2 separate regions of the Homo sapiens genome follow, and region 2 is linked to region 1. Evidence: chromatin loops called from intact Hi-C (ENCODE). Cell type or tissue: CD14-positive monocyte. All regions are shown on one strand. Region 1 overlaps PRKN (parkin RBR E3 ubiquitin protein ligase). Region 2 overlaps MAP3K4 (mitogen-activated protein kinase kinase kinase 4).

Region 1 (4,000 bases):
TCCACGTTATTCTAGCAAAGTATTCACAAATCACGTGACACCCTGGCAGTTCTCAAGGGTGTTTCCTTTGTGCCCATGATGGCTCATTAACAGAAACGAAATTGGCTTCACCCAGTGACCAGCCCTAGGCAAAGCTTGTCTGTGGTGCCCCCACCACTGTCAGGGATACCACCCATGTGCCCTGCCCATTTCACGGGGTCCTATTTTGGATGTTTGGTAACCCCTGAAAGTTTAGTGGTAACCCCTGAAAGTTTGGTAACCCCTGAAATTTGGTAACCCCTGAAAGTTTAGTGCCTTCCTGGGCTGCGTCATTCATTCATTCACTTGCCTGAAATGTACTGATCGCCTGCTGTGTACCAGATTCTATGCCAGAAACTGGGGATATGAGGATGTCTCAAATGTGATCTTGGCTCTGGAAGAATTGACTTTCCACAGAAATAACAGAAACATGAACACTAATTCCTAAAGAAACTATTAAATGCAGTACAGTTATTTTCCTCATAATACTTCATCTATAAAGACTCAAAAACTTTAACATTTCAAAAAGGCTTGGAATTCGAAAGTGAAATGACAAAGTTTGGATTCATGTTTTTGGTGATGCTGCATCTTATCTGGGGATAATCAGCGAATGGCTGGTCCTTAAGGTCACAGATGTCAAGCACAGCTAGCCCAGGACCTCTTGCTTCCACCCCCACCAGAAAACCTCCTTATACATGATGGTGCAGGCAGCACCCAGCTCTCGGTGACATGAATAATGTCAGCAAATGTATTAAAAGCTTGCCACACTGGAGTCATTCTGAGTCTTTGAAGAAATTAACTCATAGAATCCTCCATACCCCCAATGCACAAGGTGTTTCATCTGAGAGATAAAGACTGTCAGAGAGCTTAGGGAATGTTTCCAGAGTCACCCGTCTGGGTAGAGCTGGGATTTGAACCAGACAGCTGGTTCCAGGGCCACAGTCTTCACTCACAGCTCCCACTGCCCTCTCTGGCACATCGACTTCATTTCCTGTTCTTGCTCCTGTCCCTTCTGTGACAACATTTGGAGTTCCCCATTTGCCAGGTGCAAGGAAGGATAACAAGATGTAGAGCAAAGTTTAAAAGCAAAGATTCCAGAGTCACACTGATACTCCCACTTACCAGCTTTGGGCCATGTTTTCACCCATCGAATCCTCAATGTGGAATAAAAACTAGATCCTCACTTCACATCTGATGAAGTGTCTAATGAGAAGTGTATTTGAGCATTGATCACCTTGCCTGCATTTTAAGCACCTGATAGGTGTTATTTATTACAATTATGCAAAACAACAGAATAGAGGAGCTCACACTACAAAACCAAACAATCTCTTCCCCGCTCCTACGCATACGCCACATGCCAGGGAGAGTGTCCCCATCCGCCTAGTAGCTGTCTAGCATTTGTCAAGTGCATTGATATTTAGGCTTCTTGCCCGAAGGCACTCCTGTCTTCAAGAATTTCCTGTACCGACGTACAGGGAACATAAACTCTGATCCCAGTAATAGAAAGCTGAGATTAAACGCCTTTCCTCTTTGTTTCCCCAGGCCTACAGAGTCGATGAAAGAGCCGCCGAGCAGGCTCGTTGGGAAGCAGCCTCCAAAGAAACCATCAAGAAAACCACCAAGCCCTGTCCCCGCTGCCATGTACCAGTGGAAAAAAATGGTGAGTCTGTGCTGAGCAGAGAATGAGGATGTCGTGTGCTCTTTGGGGGAGAATCATACCCATCAGGGATTCCAGGATTAAAGGAGATGCTGTCTGAAGGTGCCTGGTGTGTTGGGTAACCCCTCGATTAATGTTACCCATTATCACTATTATTATTGTTTTTGTTACACAGAAATATTTAATGAGTGAGTAGTTCCATGGCTATGTGAGGCACACAGTTAGCATTTATGTGGTTGGAAAGGGAATAAATATAGAAACTAGAACCAAGATATGGAAAGTGGTTGAGGATAAGTGGCAGTCAGGAGGCAGCTGTGGTTTTTCTGTCCTCCCTGGTGACCTTCCCCAGCGCTGATGGCTGCACCGTATGACCCTGTTGTCTGCCGGCCGTCAGTCTGTAGCCTTCCCCAGCTTTGCAACATTATTCAAAATTAAACCCTCGTCTATATTTAAAGATCCCTGTGGCCTGCCCCTGATGACTCACAGTACCAGTGGGGGACTTCCTGCTGTCTATCCTGGACATGCCACTCAGGGCAAAGCCATCACAACCAGTGGTCCGAGAGCCCTTTCTCAATGTGATGCACTTGTACGTGTGCAAGGCAGAGTCAGCGGCACCATCACAGATGAGCAATGACACGAAGCCAGGCGCAGCCTCTCCCAGCTTCTCCTTAATGAGCATCAGCTACGCCCTGGCTGGCAGGTTGCCCAGAGCTGACTTGCGGGAGGGAAGCCCGGCCATCCCAGGATGGGCACTCAAGCCTCTCTCTTTTCAGTTATGTCCTTCAGGAAGTTTTCATTAATACAAACAAGACGGTGCTTGAACACATCCCAGAGCCGCAGGTGCTGGCTTAGCTCAGTACAAGTCCTTAGTGCTGTATCAGTGGCTTCCTGCAGAGAAAATAAATAATTTACCCAGCGTGTCCTTATTACTCCATTGCATGCAGCAGTGCTCCTAGAAAATGAAGGGATTGGCATGCACCTATAAAGAGCAGAAGGCGGCCGGGCGCGGTGGCTCACGCCTGTAATCCCAGCACTTTGGGAGGCGGAGGCGGGTGGATCACAAGGTCAGGAGGTCGAGACCATCCTGGCTAACACAGTGAAACCCCGTCTCTACTAAAAATACAAAAAATTAGCCGGGTGTGGTGGCGGGCGCCTGTAGTCCCAGCTACTCTGGAGGCTGAGGCAGGAGAATGGTGTGAACCCGGGAGGCAGAGCTTGCAGTGAGCCGAGATTGCACCACTGCACTCCAGCCTGGGCGACAGAGTGAGACTCCATCTCAAAAAAAAAAAAAAAAAAAAAAAAGAGCAGAAGGCACTGATGGGATGGAAGGAAAGAGCTTCTCTAGTCTCCACCACCACTGGGTGCACTGGGAAGTGGGAGGGAAAGAACACGGAAGGGCCCTTCCCAGGAGAAGATATGTGATGGTTTGGGATAAACAGGCCTGGTATTTCGCTGACAAGGGTGTAAAGCACAGAGATTAGACAGTCTTGATCTGTAGCCCAGGCTGGGGTGCAATGGCGTAATCTCGGTTCACTGCAACCTCCACCTCCCGAGTTCAAGAGATTCTCCTGCCTCAGCTTCCCAAGTAGCTGGGACTACAGGTGTACGCAACACACCCAGCTAATTTTTATATTTTTTAGTAGAGACGGGATTTCACTATATGTCGGCCAGGCTGGTCTCGAACTCCTGACCTCAGGTGATCTACCCGCCTTGGCCTCCCAAAGCCAAGCTGGGATTACGGGTGTGAGCCACTGTGCCCGGCCTTAATTTTTGTTTGTTTTGTTTTTTAATAATAATTCTCAAGGTTGGTGAGGACATCATAAGTTAGCGTAACTTTTCTGGAAACCACTTTGGCAATACCTATATAAAGACTTTATATTATTTGACCCAATAATTCTACCTTTGAAAATCTATCCTAAAGGACTAACCTGAAATATATAATAGGCAAACACACCCACACCCCCACACACATTTTAGGAAAAAAGGTGCCAACTGCAGCATTATTTATATTAGCGTAAACTGAAAATCATCGAAGTGTCTAAAGGCCTCAGTATGAGAAAGATTGGTTTATTTTGTGATAAATCGGTGGTAAAGCTTCACACAGCCCGGCACTGCAGTGTTGCAGGAGTTAGGACTCTGCCATGGACTGTGGCTGTGTGAGCACCAGTTTGCTCGTTCATAAGATGGGTTTCAATGGGACTTCCTCACAGCATGGGCAGGAGGAGTAACAGAGACGGTGCATCAAACACGCTCCGTGAGACGTGCTCTGATTCGTGTGGATGAAGGTTATGAAGGCATGGCGGAAAGGTTTACATCCATCCTCAG
Region 2 (4,000 bases), 360 kb after region 1:
CATCAATTTCAATTTTAGTAACAATTCAACGTAAAGAAACTTAAAATTATAAATGAGCTAGTTAAGAATTTAGGCTCTCTGATTAGCTTTTTATTTTAAAATAAAATGTGTAACACGTTCATCATAAAAAGTTTTAGGAAAAATTAGTATGTATTTTTTATATCTTTTTTCTATGCACATACTTTTTAAAATGCGATCACACTGAGTATTAGGGTTTTAAGAAGTTTAACTCAAATTAATAGTTTAAGCACAAATAGAGATTAGCTCACATCAAATCAGGAGAAAAATAGGGACAAATCTAGCACAAAAGGGCAACTGGCTGACAGTGTGGTGGTGCGCACCTGTAGTACCACCTACTTGGGAGGCCAAGGCAAAAGAATTCTTTGAGACCAGAAGTTTGAATCCAGCCTGGGTAACATACAGAGACTGCCATCTCTTTATTTATTTTTATTTATTTATTTATTTTAAAGGCAACTGGCCATAGACCTCTTTCAGCCTCTCTGCTTTTCTCTGGGGATTAACATCACTCTCTGAGACCAGGTCCTCTGTAGGAGCTTCAGGAAGCTAGCTCTAGGCTCATGAATTCTCAGCCTATACTTCAGTAAAATGCGCGTTTCTCTCTCCCAGCTCCAATTTGAAAAATCCCAGGAAAGAATCCTAATTGGCCTGGACTGGGTCAAGTGTCATGCCTATGGCCTGGCATCTGTAAGAAGAGGGCAGCTCCAATATGTACCATGTAGTTTGAGTCAAGAGAGGAATTCCCCCAAATAAGGTAGAAGGAAGACAGTGAAGTAGGGCAGACACAGCCGGTGGACAAATATGTGTATGAGATGAAAAACTACCTCAAATTTTGGCTCCCATCTTCTGCAAATTCTGTTTCATAGTCTGTTTGTTCTTGCTGAACACAGCGGTGAGTATGTATACATCAGAAATACTTGAGAATCTTCTTAAGAAGAGCTACTCAGGTACCACCCCAAAAGGAGTTGTATCATGAGCATCTTCACATGTCACTAAACACTATTTAAAAACAGTTTTTAATAACTGGATAGAATTCTGATGTGGTTCTGATTTTTTAAAATTTAATTTTATGACTTAAATCCAGAAAAGCCAGATACCATCATGATCCTTTTTGAACACAATATTCAAAAAGAATTTTATGAAAGCACCAACCACTGACATCTTTGCCACATTGTTCTGAGAAACTATGCTAAAGGATTCTTGGCGAGGGGTGGTGGGACAGAGATTATGGGGAGAATACTGGGTGGGGGATGGAGACAATAAGGTGATCCTCTGAGACTCACCATTAGTAAAAATGTACCGTACCACTGAGGTTTAAAAAAAGAAATCTTAAAGTGAGAAGGATAAAATATACTCCCAAATTAAAGCAGGAAAAGCAAGGTTTGTTATAAAGACTGAAGATTAAAACAAACATACTATAACCCAAACAATTTAGGAAAGTTTGTGACACAAGGGAAAAAAGCAGCCTGTGTGATGCCTAGAAAATAAAAACCTAAGAGTAAGTCTGGATCACACTGCCTCTCATTCAGAAGCAGGGGTGCACCTGCTAGGGATGCAAGCCCACCTCACTGGTCTGCTAACATGAGTCACCGGGATCATTCAACTCATTTCCCTTGCTAATATCATGCTTACTAATCAATCTCTTAATTATACTTTGGCTTTCTACAAGCAAGAGAATACACTGACTAACCAGGTGTACAGACAAAGCTGAGTATCTGTGCCTGAGAAGCCAAGCACAGTGAGTGTCTGGGCCTTGATTATCGTGCCAAGGGAGTGCCAGCTTATGAAGACCTACGGAGTCTTCAGCTAATCTCCTTCTCTCACGTTTTCCATTTTCTCTTTAAAGAAACCACTACCAGTAGCCTACTGATAGGCAACGTTAAAGAGTCTTCAAACAGCATACATACTACCTGGTCAAATGACAAGGCTGAGACAATAGAATGCTATGAGTAAAATCATAGTCATGAGGAATGAGGAATTATTAAATAACAGGAAGTTATTACAACAAATGTATCCAGTGAGCAGGCAAGACCTTTATATCCCCGTATTTCAGCAGAGCTCAGAACAAGATTTGCAGGACACCATGAGAGCATACATGAAGGAAACAGAGTGGCCTCTAACAATGACAGAAAATTAAAGGGAACTACAAAGTCCTCCTAAGTGACAAGTCCCCAGTTGAAAACATGAAGTTTCTGCCATCACTGCTGTTTGGTGACTCCTCTCTGCCTAACGCCACCCCCGCCAATGGCATCTACTGTTACAGTGGTGTAAAGGCATGACCATCACTGATGCTACACCAACAGTCTGGAGCACCACAGGAGGCTGACTTTGCCAGGGAGAACAGTTGACATACAAGGTCAAGACTGAAACACACAGGCTCAAGGTGGACATTCAAGCCGAGAGGCAGAGCAAATTGCCTAGGAGTGACGACATTCAACTAGTTTTTTAGTAGGAAATCCAGTTTTTCAAATGAATTTACAATAAATATATAAAGTAAATAATTCATTTTTTAAAAAAAGTTAATTGTTAAATTTATGCAGCATGTACTCATAAGGACAATGAGAACAATGAGGCTATTTTTAATATAAATATTTTAAATGAAAGGTTATAGTAAACAAGAGCATTATATCAGCCTTAATATCCAATTTATTCTGTGTTTTAGGTGTACAGATCCAATAAGTCACAAAGGTAAATTGTTCCAAATTAGTTTTAATAGCTCTCCTAGTCACCTCAGGATCCTCCTAAAACTGCCCCAGAAGCTTGAAAAAGAAATGATAAGCAATGTTTATTTCAAAATTTAATCACTAACAATAACAACAGCTATCCTTATCATGAATTCTTTATCAAAAATAAGGACAAAAGTATCCACAACTGACAGCAAGCAATAAAACTGGAATAGAGTACTATGACCTCTCTGCCTGTTTTGTGTTGCTGGGTCACTGCATAACACTCTTGGGTCAGGAGGAAAGCACACACTAGGCAGATGTGCTGGGCTGGCTGCACCTGCCACGATGGCACACTTGCTGCACAGCTTTGGAGGCCAACATGTACAGGCCTGAATTCTACAAAAGGCCTGTGCATTAACACAACCTTCCTAATCAATGACACACAGACATAAAGTATGTGACAAAGATGGCAAACAGAGTTTTATTCTAGTCTGTGGCAAAACCAGTTAACCTGGTAGCATAAATTATCACATTATTGGTTTCCAATGTATTAAAAGGTGGCATTTCACACATTTTCAACAAACATAAGAAAAAATGCTCAACATCACTAATTATCAGGGAAATGCAAATTAAAACCACAATGAGATACCACCTTACTCCTGCAAGAATGGCCATAATTTAAAAATAATAATTAAAAAAATAGACAATGGCATGGATGTGGTGAGAAGGGAACTCTTATACACTGCTGGTGGGAATGTAAACTAGTACAACTACTGTGGAAAACAATATGGAGATTCCTTAAAAAACTGGCCAGGCGCAGTGGCTCACGCCTGTAATCCCAACACTTTGGGAGGCCAAGATGGGCGGATCACGAGGTCAGGAGTTCAAGACAAGCCTGACCAACTTGGTGAAACCTTGTCTCTACTAAAAATACAAAAATGAGCTGGACCTGGTGGCAGGCACCTATAATCCCAGCTACCCGGGAGGCTGAGGCAGGAGAATTGCTCGAACTCGGGAGGCAGAGGTTGCAGCGAGCTGAGATCACGCCACTGCACTCCAGCCTGGGCAACAGAGAAAGACTCTGTCTCAAAAAAAACTAAAAAAACCTAAAAACTAAAAGTAGAACTACCATTTGATCCAGCAATCCCACTACTGAGTATCTACCCAAAGGAAAACAACTAATCATATGAAAAAGACACATGTACACACGTTTATAGCAGCAATTCGCAATTCACAACTGCAAAAATATGGAACCAACCTAAATGCCCATCAACCAATGAGTGGATAAAGAAAATGTGGCATATATACACCATGGA

The links. A loop is a pair of places that touch in the nucleus more often than their neighbours do. Peaks named below come from ENCODE experiments on the same cell type or tissue, not always from the same donor. Only the 100,000 strongest peaks of a DNase experiment are listed, where the experiment ranks them.
Region 2: a loop joins it to region 1, with 4 times the contacts of the local background. A loop is called at or near these places in 2 of 110 quality-filtered maps.

Annotation. Positions count from the first base shown.
Region 1 is chr6:161,357,766-161,361,765 of GRCh38, reverse strand. PRKN (parkin RBR E3 ubiquitin protein ligase) reads left to right here. Exons shown (of 12, transcript NM_004562.3): 11 at 1,561-1,678. Among named protein-coding and RNA genes, the nearest start is that of AGPAT4, 86 kb to the right of the region's middle. In CD14-positive monocyte, no CTCF peak of the experiment used is centred here; DNase peaks (open chromatin) are centred at 1,025 and 2,235; H3K27ac peaks cover 2,291 bases.
Region 2 is chr6:160,994,491-160,998,490 of GRCh38, reverse strand. All of the region lies in intron 1 of MAP3K4 (mitogen-activated protein kinase kinase kinase 4), which reads right to left. Among named protein-coding and RNA genes, the nearest start is that of MAP3K4-AS1, 4.1 kb to the right of the region's middle. In CD14-positive monocyte, no CTCF peak of the experiment used is centred here; a DNase peak (open chromatin) is centred at 2,050; H3K4me3 peaks cover 449 bases; H3K27ac peaks cover 1,896 bases.